3 separate regions of the Homo sapiens genome follow, and all the other regions are linked to region 1. Evidence: chromatin contacts called from ENCODE Hi-C or POLR2A ChIA-PET data. All regions are on one chromosome and are shown on one strand. The core of a region is the stretch at or near the end of the contact, and the rest is flanking DNA. Distances in the headings are between cores, read along the strand shown.

Evidence for each region. A loop is a pair of places that touch in the nucleus more often than their neighbours do. ChIA-PET counts read pairs that join two places held with the same protein, here RNA polymerase II (POLR2A). Pooled maps may share reads with other maps.
Region 2: a pooled map shows a loop between it and region 1 (2.0-fold over the local background). The contact joins two enhancer-like sites. A Hi-C loop is called at or near these places in 11 of 168 maps with a recorded cell type or tissue (A673, Caco-2, Calu3 and 8 more) and 8 of 50 pooled maps. POLR2A ChIA-PET finds 5 or more read pairs at or near these places in 1 of 52 experiments (HEK293T).
Region 3: a loop to region 1 is called in a pooled map, with 2.1 times the contacts of the local background. The contact joins the promoter of LINC00382 here to the enhancer-like site in region 1. A Hi-C loop is called at or near these places in 1 of 168 maps with a recorded cell type or tissue (Caco-2) and 2 of 50 pooled maps. POLR2A ChIA-PET finds 5 or more read pairs at or near these places in 1 of 52 experiments (PC-9).

Annotation. Positions count from the first base shown.
Region 1 is chr13:79,778,133-79,782,205 of GRCh38, reverse strand. No RefSeq gene overlaps it. Among named protein-coding and RNA genes, the nearest start is that of LINC01038, 24 kb to the left of the region's middle. Within about 2 kb of position 2,230, at least 3 of the 41 ENCODE cell types and tissues checked have a DNase peak (open chromatin) inside an H3K27ac peak, as active enhancers do.
Region 2 is chr13:79,657,439-79,661,511 of GRCh38, reverse strand. No RefSeq gene overlaps it. Among named protein-coding and RNA genes, the nearest start is that of LINC01068, 93 kb to the right of the region's middle. RefSeq lists an enhancer at 1,017-3,401. Within about 2 kb of position 2,156, at least 7 of the 41 ENCODE cell types and tissues checked have a DNase peak (open chromatin) inside an H3K27ac peak, as active enhancers do.
Region 3 is chr13:79,870,261-79,874,333 of GRCh38, reverse strand. It overlaps LINC00382 (long intergenic non-protein coding RNA 382), which reads right to left and starts at 1,748. Exons shown (of 6, transcript NR_120413.1): 1 at 1,638-1,748.

The sequences.
Region 1 (4,073 bases), core at 981-3,480:
GACAGTTGGACTCAGACCCATAGGGAATGAAAATAGGCCAATATATAGCATCAGAGATGGATTATCTATTTTAGGGTTTTTTCAGAGAATTTAGAAAGAATGGCATAATTTTAGGAGCAGAGACATGTACCTTGGACCAACTGAGATCTAGAGATATGCTTGCGTCTCACTGTCTCCAAGTATTCAACAATCTTATGAGTTAGCTAATGATTCACCAGTCCTATCTAATCACTACAAATCAAAGGCAGAATCTACATAGTATACTGATGACATTTTTAAGTGCAAAGAAGACTAGTGATCTAAGGAAATTTAGAGTGGGAGACACGCATTCTTTAAAGCACTTCAGTTTTTAAAATATTCATACACTGATTTCTTTTAGGCACCAATTCTTGTAAGAAGGCCTTTAACTTATATGGAAAGAAAAATGGAGATGTCATTTATTGGATACTTATAGTGTGTCAGGCACTGAGCATGACACTTCAATTTAAAAGGAATGTATATAAAAACATGTATATATAAACAGCAATGTAATGTACAATAAGTCTATGAAGCCTTTTTTACCAACTAGGACCCTCAGTTGTGGAGAGTTTATATCAACTACCCAAGGCCATAAATGATGGCTACATTTTAAAAGGAAGAGCATTTCTTTTTTTTACTCTGCCTGCACTTTATATTTTGCCATATTGCCTCTCAGGCTGGGCCATATCACCCTGACCTGTTAGTAAAGTCTGATAAAAAATGAACAAATTATTACTAATTCAGAATGTTCAGTGCTGTATATAAGTCTGTGTATGTGTATGTATATATATATACACACAGTAATAATGCATCCTGGAGAGTGTGTGTGTATATATATACATGCACAGTAATAATGCATCCATATATACATTACATATAATATATATTATATATAATATATGTATATATGTATATATATAATGTGTGTATATATGTATATCTATATAATATGTATATATATATAATATAATATATATATATGGGGCTGGGGTTAAGAAAGATATATATTATTACTAAATAATCCAGAAATACTCAAGAAAAGTGCCATAGTTGATTTCCATGAAGTCTGAATTTCCATTAGATTTAATGGAGGTGACTCTGGGGTATGTTATATTTATATCCCATAATTTAAGTAGCACCCCAGGGATATGTATCTTTATAGCACCCCAGGATGAGATTACAATGGATGAGAAATAAAAAAGGGAGAGTAAGGTCTGGAAAAGGTCCTTGGTTGGAATCTATAGACAGTGTCTTCTCTCCCCTTGCTCTGTACCTAGCCACTTCACTTCTCTATGCAAGTTTGGGAAGAGCCTGTCACATCACAGTAGAGATCTAAAGGGGTTCTGTCCAGAAAAACTATGCTAAAATATGACAACTCATATCTACTTAAAGGGCATTGGCAAATGGTTGGTCTTTGAAAACTTCATCTCTTTACGCCTTCACCCCAAGTTCTGAACATCTCCAAGTCGCTTCTGAGTCTTGTTTTTCCAGCAGGGAGGAGGTGACAGCAGCAGTCTGACTCATCTGGAACCACTGTCTCTTCCCTGGCACCCAGAAATGTGCCTGTCTTCTTAATAGTATCCAATAGCATAATATGGTAAAAAAATGGGCATCCACCAGGAGCCTATAGCACTTCCTCCCACTGAGGGTCAAACACAGACACACATCTCTGAGCCTTCTAAGCAGCTCAGACCTGCACTCTTGCCTGTGTTCCTCTGCCTTTGAATTCACTGGATCTTAGTAGTGACTTAGTAGTTACTCAGTAGTTACCAAAACAGTGCAAAACCATCGCAGTTTCTATGTAAAACAAAACAGAAACCTCATTCTCCGGAGCACACGTGCACTTAACCTAAGTTTGGCATTTGATAGACTTTTCTGCATTTTGTTCTTTTCTGCCTCTCCTACATGGGCTCTCATATCTTTTGTCTTTTTTTTCTTTTTTTTTCTGAAAAGGTTTTGACTTAAAACTGAAAATATTCTAAGTGACAAGTAAGTAGCCCCTTCTCAAATAGAACCTGCAATAACATGCCTGGATTACATTAAGGAATGCTGGAGGGGATCCCAAAAACCAGTGTTTGAACAGTCAACCTGACAAAATCCTAGGACACCATTGAAAGAGCTCCTGTTACCTAACTGACTTAGAGCTGATCAGTGTAATCCTCATGATAATGCATTGTCTGACTCCAGGAACCTGTTGCAATAGCCAGCGGGAGGAGGAGGAACAGAGAGCCCTCTGGGAGTGTCCAAACCTCTGCCACAGTAATGAGACATGAACTGCCTTTTCCTCTGGCTCTGCTTTTGAGCAATGTGGACCAAGAAGTTTCAAAGAGTGAGATAACTTAGATTTATTAAGGAAAGTAAGCTGAACATGGAGACAAAAACAGAGAAAACCACAGAAAGAGACCAATAGCTAATGCCCAAATCCCAGGAAGCAGAGCAGTGAGAGTGAATTTCTTGGCAGGAAAACCAGATTGGTCTAGAAAGAAGTTTTGGGAAAATGTTTGAATCAGTCTCAACAGAATGAAAATGTTTCTAAATGAGCCCTTTGACTGGTTTTCTCTTGGACAAGGTGAAGACCAAATGAAGGAAGGATGAAGGTGGGATGTTTAAGTCTTTTAAAGATAACAAACTTTCCTGTGGCTAGTTAGCCCATTTCTGAGAGTTTATCTCAAGATTCTTCAAAGCATAAGAATGCAAGAGTAGACTTGCACTGGGTCTGTCACCTCCCAAATCTAGGTTGAATGAGGAGGTAGCACAATTCCTGTCTCAGCACCAAAAACTTAGTACCAACAACTGTGACTTTTGTCAAATCTCCTTCCAACTCAGTAAAAAATTCCCCACTATTTGTGATCAACAGTTTTTAAAAATAACACTTCTGTTGTGGCTTCTTTTTTGAAACTGTTTACTCAGAAAGAAAGGTACATATATTTACACTCTGACTGTACTTCATTTCAGGCGATACCGTCCATGAAAAGGAGAGTTGACATAGAATGCCACTCTTGTTTACATCCTATGTCTTATCATGCAGATAAGACTCAGAAAAAATAGACGGTACTAGAAGGTAGGAGAGGGAGAGAGAGAAGTGAACAATTAGAAGGTATAGTTTATGGCCTCTACATAATTTTGAGAGAGTTTTTATGTTAATTGGACAGCAAGGTAGAAAATAATCTTTAGTGGCATGAATAGCAAGATGGTCCTGTTGACTATCAGCATAAGCTATGGTTAGATTACTATTTCTTATCTCTTGTTCAAAGCTCTACATCAAAGGACTATTATCAACTGTTCAAGTGGACAGCAAAGCCTTGCAATGCCTTAGAGCACTCAAGAGTGAGAAAAATTCTAAAGCATTCATTCTTGGGGTAAAGGTAGGCTTTTTATGTATTGAAGAGAAGAGAAAATGGCTGTTATTCTAGTCATGGTACGAAAGCACTGACAAGATAATAGGAACAGAATAAGTCTCTGGTAAATTAAGGTGCTTAATGAGAAATTAGAATACCAGAGTGTTTGTGTGAAACTGGAGCTTAATTCTAAACTGGAGGAAAGTTAGAGATTGTATCACAGCAAAACCGTTAAATTTGTTCCACTAATTTTCTTAGTGATTCATTCATTCAACAAGTACTTATTGAGAAACTATTACATACCAAACTCTGTTATGGTGTTGGCAAAACTGCAAACTACAAAGAGCAAAATAGTTAATAATGCTGCCCTCATAAAGCTTATATCTTAGAATTATCATTTCGCTCAATAATAAATACAACCGTGTTGAGACTGAAAAGATTGGCGATTTTTCTCTAACAAGGTATATGTAAGGTAAAATGCTGAAGTCTTATGATTAATCTGTGGAGAAAAGAGACATAAGAGACATGTGATGTAGTGCAGAGCTTAATTTGTTGGTGTTTATGGGGGTGTGTGTGTGTGTGTGTGTTTGGGTGGACAAGGGAGGAATTTTAAAATGTGGACTTCAGAAGACATCACAGAGAAGGAATTATTTTGGGGAGAGGTGACTGATCTTGGAGACACTCTATAGTTTTTTCATCCAAAATCACAGCATTGTC
Region 2 (4,073 bases), core at 907-3,406, 120 kb after region 1:
TTTTCTATGTATCGAAAGAGTTCCATGAGGTAAGACAGGATTTTCCTCTCATTTCTTTGTTCCATCCCCTCCACAGCCTGGGTGTGAAAGAAAATTCACAATAACTCATAGAAATTGCATTTTAAAGGGCTGGGCGCGGTGGCTCACACCTATAATCCCAGCACTTTGGGAGGCTGAGGAGGGTGGATCACCTGAGGTCAGGAGTTCAAGACCAGCCTGGCCAACATGGCAAAACACCATCTCTACTAAAAATACAAAAATTTAGCCAGGTACAGTGGCTCACGCCTGTAATCCCAGCACTCTGGGAGGCCAAGGCAGGTGGATCACAAGGTCAGGAGATCAAGACCATCCTGGCCAACACGGTGAAACCCCGTCTCTACTAAAAATACAAAAAAAAAAAAAAAAAAAGAAGAAGAAGAAATTGCATTTTAAAAGAATGTCAGTATAAGCTTTTAATTTATAATCATCCACGATGAAGAATCAGAAACAGTAGGACTTACAGTCTGGCGAGGGTCAGCCACATGTAGAACTGGAAGGACTCTTTCTCTCTACATTGACATGAAAGCTAGCAACAGTCTGGCACCCTCTAAGAGTACTGGCTTTGAAAGAATTGGAATGTGACACTTTAGTATGGATGCTGGGCTTTCCATGATGGATCTCAGGCACTTCTAACAGTAAAGATACCTCCAGTCATTTCAAGAGCAGAGGACATCAGCAAAAGGAAAACAGAGAGGGAGAGAGAGAGAATATGGCAGATTCCACTCATCAACTGGAACTAGTAGACTGGTTGCCTTCCCTTCGGGGGCTTCAGAAATATTTGAGTTATTCATGTAACATAAACTTTACCTTTAAACTGTATAATTCAGTAGCTTTCAGTATGGTTACAGAGTTGTACAACTGTGACCACTATCTAATTTTGAAACGTTTTCATTACCCCAAAAAGAAACCCTAAACCCATTAGCAGTTAACCCAATTTTCCACCACCCACCTGGTAACCACTCATCTACTTTCAGTCTTGACACTCTTATCAAAGTGCTTCATTTTTTAAAGAAATCGGTATGAAGTAATCTTTGGTTTTCTTCTTTGCTCTTCTTTCTCATGTATTTTTCATTTTTGTTAGCATTTTAAATCTCTACTTTGCCCTGAATTTCTCCTTGCCTGTCCTTCTTAGCTGACACTCCTGCTCCCACACTTTCTAACATGCGTCAATGTGTCTTAATTCTTTTGACTCCAAGGCTCAGAGGCAATGGCCATTTTATCATCAAAACATGAGTGAGAAAAACTAGTGTATGCTTAAGTCTGGGATTGCTAGGGCAACTATAGGTAGACTGAGAGTGTCCCTCAGGTTCTTTGAGGAAGCCATTGGAATAGTGTTATGCCAACTTTCACCCCAGACTCCAGCTGGTACTGTTCTAATTCTCAGCATTTACACAATGCCTGGCATATAGCATGCCCCAGTAAATCATTGTTGAGTAAAAGGAATAAACATCTTCCTCTGTGATGTCTACTGGTTTGCCCCTTCCGTAGAACCATCCGGCTGGAGCACTATTTATTTTCCTTCAAAAATTGTCTATTAAATGCCATCCTGGTGCTTAAAAGACTGTAATAAAATATAAAGAAATATACATATGTCAACATGGAGTATTTTTCCTAGATTGCTGAATCCAGCAAATTCAAAGCCCCTAGAAAATAATAGCCTGTACTTTTTTCTCCATAGAACATGAAAATATAAATACATTCATTTACAATGCACATTAGTTTTTCATTAGTGTTTTTTCTAGATGACTCCTCAGCCAGTGCTATTCAGGGCATGCAGAGGATTTTCCAGTCTTTGTGATATTCTTTAACATGTAGATGGGAAGGGAAGGAAAAGAGGTACGAGGCAGTGAGCTACAAGTCTCCACACAAACCTTTCTTTCAGTTCAAGTAAGAAAAGGGAGATAAAAAGCCAAATGTAGGCATACTGTACCCAGCAGGAGCCAAGAGCTACCTTTAAGATTGGCAGTTCCAAAAGGCATCAACAGGAATCCTTTTGGTAATTACCAGTTCGGAAATGTCATCCCATTGATTGTGACAGACATAAACCAGCTGTGCTTTGTTGAGGGAGAACAGAGGCCCAGCCTGAGCAGAAACAAACAGCGGGCCAGCTGCAGCCTGCACTCCGACTTCCTCCCCACAGAACTCTCCCACTTAATACTTGCCAAACTCTGAAGCAATTAATCACACAGCAGAAGTAGATCTGAAATGTCTGAAATTGCCTGTTGAAGATTAACTGAATCTATCATATTTCCAGCCTCACTGGGAGGGAGGGAAGAGCGTCTTTTCATTGGAAAAGGATTCTCAGTCAAATGAATTGCTAAGATCTCAGGCTGGACCTTCCAATTCCGACTGGAATTTAGAGAATCTTTTGGCCAGAAATCCTTATTCTTAAGTACAAGACAGGGAAAGGACATAGATATTTGCGTTTATGAATTCCTGGGGCAGAACTGAAGGCACAGCTTCAAGCCAACACACATGTCCCTACAGCCTAAATAGCTATTTGAAGAGCAATTTTTAATTTATTCTGCCTATTGTTTATAAGAAACAGCTCCTCTCCTCCAATACCCACCCCCTCTTCCTAGGTGGAGAATTGCTGTATATGTCAGGGGTGATGGGGGCTCCCGTCACATGTGCCACCCACCTCACCTTCAGGGGAATGTGGGCCTCTCAGCTGGAGCTGTAGTGCAGCTCTCAGCATCCAAAATAGCTACTGCATGGAAGTCGCACTGCTTCAGGCTCAGGAAAAATCAGCTGCTGCCATGTAGCTGCCTGGTGCAACTCACCCCCATACACCTGAGGCAAAGGCTTCTAGTGACTCCAGCCCTGGTGTATGGGCAAAGGGTGAGGGGTGGGCATCTGCCCTCAGGGCATCACTGATGTCCCAACCCTGAGTGGTGTGTCTTGGGCTAACCCAGGGCATCTTTATATCTTTATATCCTTATCTCATCACTGTCATTAGATACCCACACTAGGCCTCCAGGGAAGGCTGGGAGATTGCCATTTCTTACAGGGAAATGATCATGTCTTCTTTATACCCAACCAGAGTGTCTAGTTTAACTCTCTGCCTGTTCATTCCTTTAAAAGTGTCATCATCGTGGGATCTAGAGACAAATTTACTTCTTCCTGTTTTAAACTATTCATTTACATAACATTGATTCCTGCCAAAAATGCTATTGTTTTTATTTTTAAAAGCTTTGTTTACATAAATATCTTCTTAGTGACATGACTTCTAAACAACATCTGTGGCATGTATTAACTATCTTTTAAATAGAATGAATGGCCTATCGGTTCTTACATAGGATGAAAGCCCCAAATATGCTAGAAAGTAAAAAAGCTACCACAGAATGTTTTGTATGAGTTTGTTTTCTGAAAAATAGTCATATATATATAATATAAATATAAAATAATTTAGAAGACTGCACACTGAATTTTGACAGCAGCTATCTTTAGGAGGAAAGAATATTGGGAACTTTTGATCCCTACATTTTGTATTTCTGTCATGTGTAATGTTTTTATGTCAGTTCTTAGTAGTTGGAAAAAATAAAAAAGTAATTATGAGTCAACGCCAATCATTAGTTGTGATTTGAAAACAGAGAAAGCCTTAGCCCCACTGGGTCTTCCACTCAAAATGTGGTCCCTAGAACACGAATAGCAGTATGACCTGGGTTCTTCTTAGAAATGCAGAATCTTAAGCTCTATCCTGTGTCTATATTCATGTTCACATTAAGGTGGGAAAAGCACTGACTACCCACATTAACTATTGCCTTCTTCTCCAGGCATATGTAATTCCTTGTTATAATTAAAAAAAAAATAAGGCTGGGTAAAGTGGCTTACACCTGTAATCCATGCAGTTTAGGAGGCCAAGGCAGGAGGATTGCTTGAGCCCAGGAGTTTAAGACCAGCCTGGGCAACATAGTGAGACTCCATCTCTATTAGTCCACTTTTGGACTACTATAAAAGAATACCTGAGACTGGGTAATTTATAAAGAATACAGGTTTGATTGGCTCACGGTTCTACAGGCTATACAAGCATG
Region 3 (4,073 bases), core at 499-2,998, 93 kb before region 1:
AATAAAGCCTTAAATCACAAGAATAAGGTTAGGAATTTGGAAATTCACTTAACTAGTCAGTGGGGAGAAAAAATAATTCAGGAGACTCTCTTATCTCTGACATAAATCTAGCTCTGTCACACAGAACTCTACACATCAGAAAAGTGATATGCCACGAACATAACATAGAATCCCCCCAAAATAACTTAGCCACATTGCACAAAGTGAGATAGCTAATAGAAGTACAACTATGACTTTTAAAATTATCTTCAAAATTTTCTTCAAAAATCAAAGAAATATAATGGATCTATGGAGTTAAAATATTCTAGTCTGACTTCGTTCACACTCCGTGAAGCCAGCACTCAATAGCAACACACTCACACCAACCTAGGAAGAGTAAATGGAAATCTAAATTATTAACTTGTCCTTAAAAAAGACATACTACTGCATACAATTTTAATAGAGTGGTATTCTGGTAATAGCAGCAAGATTCATACCTTAGAGTAATTTACAAATATATATGAAGAGATATGTACAGAAATATTCATAGCAGCATTGCTTGCAAAAAGAAAAAAATCCTGAAAGTAACCCAAATGCCCAGGAAACTGAATGATTCTATTGTGATTATTCCAACAAATGGAATACCGTACAACAGTAAAAATGGATGAGTTACAACTACACAAGTCAACATGAATGAATTTCAGAATTATAAAGATGAGTGAAAAACTCACCAAAGAATACATTCAATAGACACCATTTGTATAAAGACTGAAAATAACAAAAAATGTTAACCTATGGGCATAAATATATCTGTCATAAGATGATAACCAAAAAACTGATAAAATAGTGTTTGCTCCTGAGCAACACAGAAGGAGATGCAAGCAGAGGCGAAGAGGCATATGTAATAGAAGACATCAACTGCATTGGTAATATATTATTTCTCAAACTGAGTACTCATGTTACTATTCTTGTAACTTCCAGGTCTGCATGTATTATATCACAGAAATGTTCCATAATATAAAAATTGGTTTAACTAACTATCTTGCTTTGGCAGTAACTAGTTGTTCACCAGCCATTTCCTTTGTCTTTCTGAGCACGTTACTGGCCTCCATTTCCCAGCCTTGCTTGCAGTTAGGTGCTGCCCTGTGATGAGTTCTGTACCACGGACCATGGGCAGAAGAGGTACATGCTCTGTCCAGTGCGGCCTACAAAGCTGGCCCTGCACCTGGCATACTGTCTTCTTCCTGCATCTGCTAATCACATGCAAAAAGTCCATTGCAGGACTCTGTGGACTGAGAGGGTGTCAGAGGCTCTGGATAGTGGCAGAACTGCCATCCTCATTTTCACCCAACTGTGCTAAAAGCAAAAAACAAAAGTCAGCGTGATAAGCCACTGAGGGTAGGGGGTTACGGTAGCAGCCAGCTTCCCCTGCCAATACACTTACTATAAAGTGATAATCATTCAGCCTACAGCTTCCAAATGAAATTAAAACTTCAGAATATAAACCAAAATCTGTTCCAGAGAAATAAACTCAATCTCTCTTCAGTGATTAAAAACACCAAGCAAGATTCAAACCTATCTAAGGAAACTGAGGCCAGAAGTTTCCTCTCTTAGAAAACAAACAAATATTATTTGGAATAAAATCAATCCCACTTTACCAAGAAAATAAGATAATTCACAGATCTTAATTCAAGCATTTCTCATATCCAGTTCCAGGCAAGGAGAGAGCCATAATGTACATGCTTGTAACCAAGAGGCCAACCATCCAAACAGAAATGAATAATGGGGTCACAATAGACATTCCACAGAAAGATTCCAGGGAGGGGATAAGTAACTACCTCTTGCACCCATAAACCATAGCTGCAGAATAACATATAGAAGAGAATAATCGGCACAGCTACATTTTGTCAGCCCTTACTTTATGACAAGCATTATTATCATTGGCTGACAAACACAGTTAATTCTTCATAAATAAGATAGTCCTATTATTAGTATTTTACAGATGAGGAAATTGAGGCATAGAGAATGAAGTTCAAGGCTGTCCCAACATGCTATCTTAGACTGCGTTAAAGAGCTAACATGTTATTCTTCCAAAATATGGGATAGTTATTTTTTTTTAAATATAGGTGTTGCAAAGAGGTCGAGGCCTTCTTGAATTCTCTTTTTAAAAAATCAGTAGGCCCATCTGTAAATTACTAACACCGTCAACTGAGAGTAGAAGCAGTAATAAAGCCAAGAGAGAGGATTCAGAAGAGAAGGGGGTTAGAAACAGCTTCTCATCCTCCACCTTTCCTCTTGCTGCTGCTTTTAAAAATCATCAATCTTACTTGGAACGTGTTTCAGAATCCTTTATTTTAAGACAAGAAAAACCATTAACAAACATGTCCTAAATGAGTTCCTACTAGGTGAATAATGTTCCATTATACACAAACAAGGCCTTACTTATAAAACTGGGTCCCCACTTCCAAGTTTCTGCAATGCAGAATAAAACATAAACATGTCAACTACTCCACTGGATCAAACAAAAAAAAATCAATATCCTGTTTTCCTGGACCACAGAACTACTAATTGCCTTTAAGTGGGCAATATATTTCCTTGAAGTAAGATGAGCTAATTACTTTCCTTCTCTTATCAGAAGCCTATGATAATAAAAGAATGGGAAAATGATTCTCCTTGAATTAAGATTGATTTAGGTAGAATATAAAATGTATAACCTGGAGGTAAAATAAAGAAGTGAGGAAAACAAACAATGATCAACAAAGATAAAAAATATTATAAAGTAGGAAAAGATCTAGCAACATTGGAAATAAGTTGAAAATTATCAGAAAAAGTATCTATGGATCTCTGAGAATCTTTCCTTCCCCAGTAATTAAGCTAACACTAGGTGACATTTTGTTTTTTGCCAGACACTGCTATAAACATTATCCATGTATTAACTAATTTAAACAGCCAAGCTAGGTGAGTACTATTTATGTCCCTGTGTTTTAGAATGCGGACCTGTGTTTTAGAACGAGGACCTGTGTTTTAGAATGACCTGGTGCCAGGTCATACAGCTTTTAAGAGACACAATCAATATTTAAAACTGAATCTCCCCTTGCCCAAGCTGAAAAACCGAACATCTCTAAGAAAGTATCCTCTCGTCTCTTTTGGTTCTTTTGCGTAAGTCTTCACATCTTCTAGTGGTCTTAATGAATAATGAAGGTGAAAAGCCCAGGTAAACCTTTAGAGGTAAATCTGAATATGCAGCTTTTGAAGATGCTGTCTAGGGAGAATTCCCCCAAGTATATATGAGGAGAATTATAGCAATAGAGAAGTGAGTGGGATGGAAATCCTACCAGATGGCATAATATTGTTCAGACAGCGTTGACTGGTTTCCTTTGTATCATATGGTGAGACAACATGTGAGTAAGAAAGGGAGGATGCTGGTGTGTGGAGATGATAAAGGGAACAGGAATGAGAAAAGAAAAAAAGATATAATGATTGTTTTACAGTTTCTAGAAGTTTATGCGCCATATTGCAAATAGGAAATGATTATATGAATTCAATATAATTCTTACAAAATAATAAAATTACAAAGGACTAAAGGTATTAACCATTTCAACACGTGATTGATGGAGTTAAGAAATGTAAAACTAGAGTAGGTTAGGCCAGTTGTCTGAGTTATCCAGCTAGTTAATGCCAGAGTCAACAAGAGAAATCCAATTTCCCAACTTGGTTTCTTCCTGCTTTTTTTTTTTATAACCCTGTGCTACAATATCTAATAAACAATGTCAAGTCTTGATCATTAGCATCTACACTTAATTTAATATGAGCAACAGGCCACAGAAGCTTCTATAGGCTTCTAGATTGTTTTCCTCAATCTGTGTGAAGTTGCTAATTATCTGTTGTTAATGAAAACAACCCTGTAAGCAGCTGAAGAAATGGATTGGAAATAGTAGTTTGAAGTCCAGTAAAGAAACACAGGTGTTGCTGTGTTCAATTAAAGCCTAACAAGAAACTTAGTGGGATAAAAGGGTGGGAGGTGGAACAGGAAAAGGGAAAAATGACATCATCCTCTGCTGGAACTGTTGGAGAAAGGAGAAAAGCCAGAAAAT